Linked DNA regions of Homo sapiens: region 2 is linked to region 1. The links are chromatin contacts, found by Hi-C or POLR2A ChIA-PET in ENCODE. All regions are on one chromosome and are shown on one strand. The core of a region is the stretch at or near the end of the contact, and the rest is flanking DNA. Distances in the headings are between cores, read along the strand shown.

Region 1 (3,779 bases), core at 402-2,901:
GTTACAAAACACGTGCCCTATTTCTAATGAAAGGAGTGAAGTTAGTGAAATGCATCGATTTTGCTTAAGAAAAGAAAGAGACTGGAGCAGATTCCTGGTTCTTCCTGCAATCAGGATGTCCTCTGGCAGTCTACTCGCTGGAATTCTGACCTTGGTCCTGAGTCGGAAGGAAAGCAAAGGGTGACTGTTGCTCATGTCACACGGCTGAAGGGGCGACCACTGACACCCTGCTCATGAGCTGGCAGGTGCTTCCTTTCCTTGCCATGTTGTGTGGGATTTCCTCAAAATTCAGATGTGCCTAGGGACATGCCAGCCATCCTCCTGTGTCAGGAGGATGACAAAGTACCTGACTTTGGGAGGACAGAAAAGTGCTGGACTGCTGATAGTTTTATGACATGGTGAATGGACTTAATGCCACTGTTTTGTACTTTATAAATGGTAAATTTTAGTCTGAGCAACGTGGCAAAACCCTGTCTCTAAAAAAAAAAAAAATACAAAAATTGGCCAGGCACAGTAGCGTATGCCTATTGTCCCAACTACTCTGGAGTCTGAGGTGGAAGGATCACCTGATCCCAGGAAGTTGAGGCTGCAGTGAGCTGTGATGGTACCACTGCACTACTCTAGCCTAGATGACAGAGCAAGACCCTGTCTCAAAAAGGAAAAAAAAAAAGGGTAAATTTTATGTTAGGTACATTTTACCACAATTTTTTTTAAAAAGTTGGCCAGGCACAGTGGCTCAAGCCTATAATTCCAGCACTTTACGAGGCCAGGGTGGGTGGACGGCCTGAGGACAGGAGTTCGAGAGCAGCTGACCAATATGGTGAAACCCCGTCTCTACTAAAAATACAAAAATTAGCTGGGCATGGTGGTGGGTGCCTATAATCCCAGCTACTCGAGAGGCTGAGGCGGGAGAATCGCTGGAACCCAGGAGGCGGAGGTTGCAGTGAGCCGAGATCACACCATTGCACTCCAGCCTGGGCGACAACAGCGAAACTGTCTCAAAAAAAAAAAAAAAAAAGTCCCAGAGACCTAAAAAAACAAAGTGTCCCACACACTCCATCTGGAGGTGTTTTCTGGGGTCCTATAGTGTCCACGTTCTCTGGTTCTATTTCCGCATCTCCTGCCCTGGCTGGCAGGAGAGACCGAGGGAGCAGGGCCAGGGCTCAGCTGAGAAGCCCTTTTTCTTGTAAACACTGTTATAAATAACCCAGAAAGAGGTAGAAAGGGGGTCCTGGCAAGAGAGTGAAGGTCAGGCAGCCCCTTCATGGCATTTAAGGAAATGTCATGCTCAACAGGGCAGCAAGATGCCAGTGCACACCTTCAGCCCAGTGCTGCCTGGAGCTGACTGCCGCCTTGCTGTCATGCCAGAGCCCCCAGGCAGCACTCACACACCCAGGATATGCAGCCCTCTCAGGTGGCCGGCTCCTGGGGTTTATGAACAGACAGGGGACCCTCAGGTGGGTGGACAGGCAGTAGGTAGCTGGCGATTCCCCCTTCCCAGTAGGCTGGGGGCCTCGGCAGGCCAGAGCTGAAGTCAGTTCCCCAATAACCCAGGCCAGGACTCCACACCAGCCTGGGCTTGTCAGCCAACACATGACCAGGCCGAGGGAGAGATGACTCAGCAGTGCTCGGCCCACAGCTGCCCCTGCTGCTGCACAGCGTGGGAGCTGGAGGGGCCTCACAGCCCATCTGGTCCTGTGGTTCCCACACTGGGCTCCCTGGGGAACCCCCACAGCTCCACCATGGCCCTGGGCTTTGAAATGGGAGGAATTATGAAAGAGTTAATTAGGTTTCCCATGTTTATTAACCAAAAGTCATATAGTGGCAACCCATCATATTCCTATTTAACCAGAGTGAATTTAACATTATGTGATTGGCAAAAAAGATAAATAGGCCAGGCGCAGTGGCTTACACCTGTAATCCCAGCACCAAGGTGGGTGGGTCAGATCACCTGAGGTCAGGAGTTCGAGACCAGCCTGGCCAACATGGCAAAACCCCATCTCTACTAAAAATACAAAAATTAGCCAGGCGTGGTGGTGCACGCCTGTAATCCCAGCTATTCGGGAGGCAGAGGCAGGTGAATCGCTTGAACCCGGGAGGCAGAGGTTGCAGTGAGCCGAGATCATGCCACTGCACTCCAGCCTGGGGGACACAGTGAGACTCCGTCTCAAAAAAACAAATAAATAAATAAATAGCCATATTTCTATTTCTTTCTTACACATTAGAAGTAGGGTGATGTATCTTGCATGTGAATTCTCTATTTGCATAAACTCATATACACGTACCTATTTTCCATATACACTACTTTGTAGGCTATTTAAGGACCCTATGATAGTTAATTTGACCCAAACCCCAGACTAAGAAACCACTCCCCAAGTCCATGGTATTTACCACTCAGGGTGTCTGAGCAGCCTGTGAGAATCCAGCAAAGTGGGCATTCCCCATGTTATCTATGTGACTTTGAAAGAATGGGGAGGGGAAAGTTCTCCACACCTGTTAGTACCTTTGAGAGTCTTCCTGGGTTCCAGAAGCCCAGGCAACATCACGAAGGAGGAAGCTCCCATCAAGAGGGGCAGGGCTTGCCCACCATGCCCAGCGAGCTGGAGGCAGAGCGGATACCAGGGCTCATCGCTCACTCTCCTGCTGAAAACCCTCCCCTGACTTCTCATTGCCCTTGACTAAAACCCGGAGTCCTCAGGGGCCGAGTGCAGCTGGAGCCTGCCTGCTTTCTCACCACCTCCTGGACTCTCCCACCCTCCCTATACAGTAGGCATGGTGGCCTTCTTCCTTCCCATGGAACACAACCCTCTGTCTGGGGCTGTCCACCTGGGACACCTCCCCCAGGTCCTGGGGCCACCTTCCCACTGTTCAGTCGCAGTGAGAGAGGCCTTCCCCAACACTCCAATCCTTCCACTCACGGGGATTACATCACTGTGGGTTTTTGTTTTTGTTTTTTTGAGACAGCGTCTCACTCTGTCGCCCCAGCTGGAGTGCAGCGGTGTGAGCTCACCTCACTGCAATCTGTCTCCTGGGTTCAAGCGATTCTCCTGCTTCAGCGTCCCGAGTAGCTGGGACTACAGGCATGCTCCACCACCTGGCTAATTTTTGTATTTTTGGTAGAGATGGGGTTTCGCCATGTTGGCCAGGCTGGTTTCAAGCTCCTGACCTCAAGTGATCTACCCACCTCAGCCTCGCAAAGTGCTGGGATTATAGGTGTGAGCCACCGCACCCGGCCGCATCACTGTGTTTTAAGCATAGCATGGAACCAGGGACCATCCGTCTCCTCTCCAGAATATAAACTGTCCAAGCACCTGGCCTTGTCCTTTGCTGAGTCCCAGCACCTGGAAAGGTGCCAAGCACTGAGTAGGTGCTTACTAAACCTTTGCAGGACGGGAGGGTGTGGGGTGGAGGCGCAGAGGCACTATTTCCCAGGACAGTTTTGGCATCTCTGCCTCACACTATCGTGAAGGCTGCAGTCTCTCTCACACTAACCCCCCTTTACCGGGGGTTGAGGGGTGGTTTCCTTCCGCATCCATTTATTCCCTTATGGAAACTCCTGCCTTTCCTTTTCCAGTGGGTCAGATGATGAGAAACGCAGACCCACAGGCTCCCAGATAAAGCTGGTGGGAAAGAGGTTCTCTTTGGCCCCAGCAGGCTCTCCTTGGTCATGTGGTCAGTGAGGGCCAGAGGCCAAGGGAAGCCAAGGAGGCCTGCTGAGCAGACCACCACTCGCTCAGGTCCTGCAGACTCGAGGCTCTGGCTGGCCTCCTAAGCCACAG
Region 2 (3,779 bases), core at 487-2,986, 280 kb before region 1:
ATCTCACTCAACCTTCAGCTGAAGTTTTTGGGGTGGGAGCTGGGATTATTCCCATCAGACAGAAGAATAGCCTGAGGCTCAAAGAGGTTAAGAAACTAACCCAGCTGGTAAGGGAAGAACCAAGATCCAAACCCAAGTTGGTGTGAGCCCACACTCCAAGCTGTTTCCTGCTATAAAACCCCGGCCTGGGGGCCCTAGATTGCTGCAGCAGTGATAGGGCAGCCCCAGCTCTGTTGAGATTTGCTAAAAAGGCTGCTAGAAATGACACTTGTCCCTCTTCCTGGCAGTTGCACTGCATAGGAGGGCTACAACCCCAGGTGGCAGGCTTGGCAGTATTCACAATTCACTCAATCTCGTTTGCTGATCAGAGTCTTGGGGAGAAGGGATGCACATTCTGATGAATACAAAATCAAAACGTGAATTAAGCCATCCTGAAAGGACTTGAGAGAGGAAACCTTTCCAATTCTGGGCTCTATGGTGGGGCAGGGGGAATTTCCATTTCAAGGGGGTTTGCAGAGAACAATGGAGATACCCTGAATTCACCGAAAGCCCTCGGGGCTGGCCTGTCATTGTGCCCCCATCACTGGGAAGAGGAAGGGCCAGAGCTGAGGAGTTGGATGGCCAGGGTCAGCCAGTGGGTCAGCGTCAGAGCCCAGCCTCACAGCTGCCCCGCAAGTGGCACTCCCTCTCCCTGCCTGGAGAGAGGAGAGTGGCTAGGAGGCTGGGGAAGCAGAAGTGAGAACATCCCTGTAGAAGGGCCACAGGCTGAGCGGAAACCGGGGGCTGAGCCTGACGCCAACAATGTGTTTCCGCCCACACAGGCTGGGGGGCGCCTGGCAGCCCCTCGGAGGCTTGAATCAGCTCTCACTTCCCTCCTTTGCCCCTATTTTAGGCCCTGGAAAAATGCTGACGCTGCAGAGGCAACGGGCCTTCTTCCCGGACAGCCTGATAGGGGTTTCAAGTTCTCTTTTCTCCTTCAAGAAAATTTTCCTTAAAAGAGATTGGCTTCCCAGTAAACACAGATGTGTGGGGGTGCCGGGGTGAGCTGCTGGGTGTAGACTAGGTAATAAACATAGTGACTAACTCTTACTGAGCCATTTATTTGGTGACAGGTGATGTTCTAAAGTCTTCCCATGCATTTAAAATGCCTAACATACCAATGAGTGGGTACGATGATTGTCCCTGTTTTATAGGTGGGGAAACTGAGGCATGGCACCTCCCCATCCCACTGTGCTGCAGACCAGATGTCCATTGGTGGGAGCGGGCACACCAGGAGATTCTTGGGACCTCTCTAACTCTGCTGGGCTAAGATCCTACATCTCTTTTTTTTTCTTTCCCATATGAATTAAGCTGAGGACTTGGCCGTGAACATTCCATTCATTTGTTTCTTCATTCGGTGGTAGAAATACGTCCACTTTGTACACAGGGTTAAAAGAGTCCATTCCTGGGGAGTAGAAAGATGGCATCACAGCAGGGAAGACTGAGGCAGGAGGCTGAGGACCCCAGGGGGACAGAGGCCTGGGTGAGAGGCTGAGCAAGCTGCAAGCCCCCTTTCTCAGAGGAGGGACCTCCTGGACATCAGAGACATCAGTCTGTCCCTGAGCAGGTTGAGGGTTAGGAGCTGAGCAAATGACCAGGGGGCAGGGGCTCGTTCAAGGTGGTCCCTTGATGGCACAGCACCATCCCTGCCAAGCTACCACCCATCTCAGAGTCAGGACGGCCCAAGGGGCGCATCCTAGACCTCACTTCTGTCTGCTGTCCCTCTCTCCCACCAGGTCAGGGAATCCCAGTGATAGAGCCCAGTGTCCCTGAGCTGGTCGTGAAGCCAGGAGCAACGGTGACCTTGCGATGTGTGGGCAATGGCAGCGTGGAATGGGATGGCCCCCCATCACCTCACTGGACCCTGTACTCTGATGGCTCCAGCAGCATCCTCAGCACCAACAACGCTACCTTCCAAAACACGGGGACCTATCGCTGCACTGAGCCTGGAGACCCCCTGGGAGGCAGCGCCGCCATCCACCTCTATGTCAAAGGTGAGGAGTCTGAGCCTCCTCCCAAGAGGCCTGACCCGGCAGGCCCCACTACAATGGGCCCTAAAATTAACAATCGTAACAATTCAGCTCTGCATTTACTGAGTGCTGGCTATGAGCAAGGACCTGGAAGAGCTGCTAATGTAATGCAGTCCTCACAACAACCCTGCAAGTCGGGTCTATGATGATGCATTTTCTAGAAGTGCAGGGAGGTTATCCAAGGTCACACAGCCTCACATAGTGGGACTAGACTGGAGCCCAGGTGCGCCTGACTCTGGAGCCACCACGCTGAAGCATCCGCTGAACTGTCCTGGCGTGGTGTGACCTCAGATGAATGATCAGCCTCTCTGAGCTTCCTTGTCACCTATGTCCAGGTACTCCTTGGCCCAGTGGAGGGAGGGCAGTTGTAACCCTGTGCCCTCCTCTACTCTAGACCCTGCCCGGCCCTGGAACGTGCTAGCACAGGAGGTGGTCGTGTTCGAGGACCAGGACGCACTACTGCCCTGTCTGCTCACAGACCCGGTGCTGGAAGCAGGCGTCTCGCTGGTGCGTGTGCGTGGCCGGCCCCTCATGCGCCACACCAACTACTCCTTCTCGCCCTGGCATGGCTTCACCATCCACAGGGCCAAGTTCATTCAGAGCCAGGACTATCAATGCAGTGCCCTGATGGGTGGCAGGAAGGTGATGTCCATCAGCATCCGGCTGAAAGTGCAGAAAGGTGCGTGGGGCATGGGGACCGGCAGCCAGGCCTGAAGAGTGGGGACAGAGAGCCGGCGGCCACATGGGTGGTGACTGGGGACTGGGTGTGATGGGGGGCAGTGGGATGTCCTCTTTCTTTCACTTCTTCCCCTCAATGGTTCCACGATCATCTATGGGGCAGGACTGACAAGGTGTCGGGGCAGGGAGACAAACCACATGTGAGCAAATAACTCAGTGGGCAAGGTCATCTCAAGTCATTGGACATGCTACAAAAATAAACATTCAACATGGTAGCTGAATAAGGAGTGTGTAGGGCGGGGAGCCTCACTGAGAAGGAAACACTTTATTAGAGCGGAAATCTGAATGACATGAAGAAGGTGGCTGTGCAAAGATCTGCTTCAGCAGGGGGACAGTGAGTACCAAGTGGTGAGGTGGGGACAGGCTCTGAATGTTCTAGGTATGGAAAGAGGACGGAAGCTCAGCCTCAGACATGGATTTCCCACTGGGGGCCTGCCTAAGGCCAAGTGCTGGGCATGTGTAGGAGGGATGCTGAGCCAAGAGGCAGGGAGGAGATGGTGGGTGCGTGTGATGGCTCTCGCGGTGGCCAGGTAACAGTGGAGGTGGAGTCTCACCCTGCTGGGATGGCAGGCAGGATTCTGGTTTCTGGGAGGACTGGTGAGAGCAAGCAGGACCCCAGCCTGAGGACCTGGGCTTGAGACAGCAATCAGTCCCTGTAACAAGGGCCAGGGTCAGAGTGAAGCAGCTAGCCCAATGCCACTGGGATCTGAAGCCACTAAACCTGCCCAGGGGGTCAAAGGACCCCAGCTGTGTGGGCAGAGGAGGCCATTAGGGCTCTTTCCTGGCATTTCATCCTGCAGAGCCCTGGGCTGGCCAAGAGCCAAAGGTCCTGGGCCCTAGTTCTGCCTTGACACCCCCTCAGGGACCTTGGGTGAGTCCTTTCATGTCCCTGGGCCTTAGGAATCTGGATTAGATTATCTTTCAACAGCAGCAATGGGCATAAATATGAATTCAAGGCCTACTGTGCATCAG

What was found. Hi-C counts contacts between places; a loop is a spot of excess contacts on that map. ChIA-PET counts read pairs that join two places held with the same protein, here RNA polymerase II (POLR2A). Pooled maps may share reads with other maps.
Region 2: a pooled map shows a loop between it and region 1 (2.6-fold over the local background). The contact joins two enhancer-like sites. A Hi-C loop is called at or near these places in 1 of 50 pooled maps. POLR2A ChIA-PET finds 5 or more read pairs at or near these places in 2 of 52 experiments (A673 and activated T-cell).

Annotation. Positions count from the first base shown.
Region 1 is chr5:149,803,848-149,807,626 of GRCh38, reverse strand. All of the region lies in intron 1 of PPARGC1B (PPARG coactivator 1 beta), which reads right to left. Among named protein-coding and RNA genes, the nearest start is that of MIR378A, 73 kb to the right of the region's middle. RefSeq lists a cis regulatory region at 1,614-1,624 and enhancers at 1,547-1,691, 1,281-1,930, 2,582-3,391. Within about 2 kb of position 1,651, at least 29 of the 41 ENCODE cell types and tissues checked have a DNase peak (open chromatin) inside an H3K27ac peak, as active enhancers do.
Region 2 is chr5:150,079,021-150,082,799 of GRCh38, reverse strand. CSF1R (colony stimulating factor 1 receptor) reads left to right here. Exons shown (of 21, transcript NM_001288705.3): 2 at 1,776-2,033; 3 at 2,464-2,748. Among named protein-coding and RNA genes, the nearest start is that of CSF1R, 5.6 kb to the left of the region's middle. RefSeq lists enhancers at 846-1,055, 515-1,156. Within about 2 kb of position 1,736, at least 7 of the 41 ENCODE cell types and tissues checked have a DNase peak (open chromatin) inside an H3K27ac peak, as active enhancers do.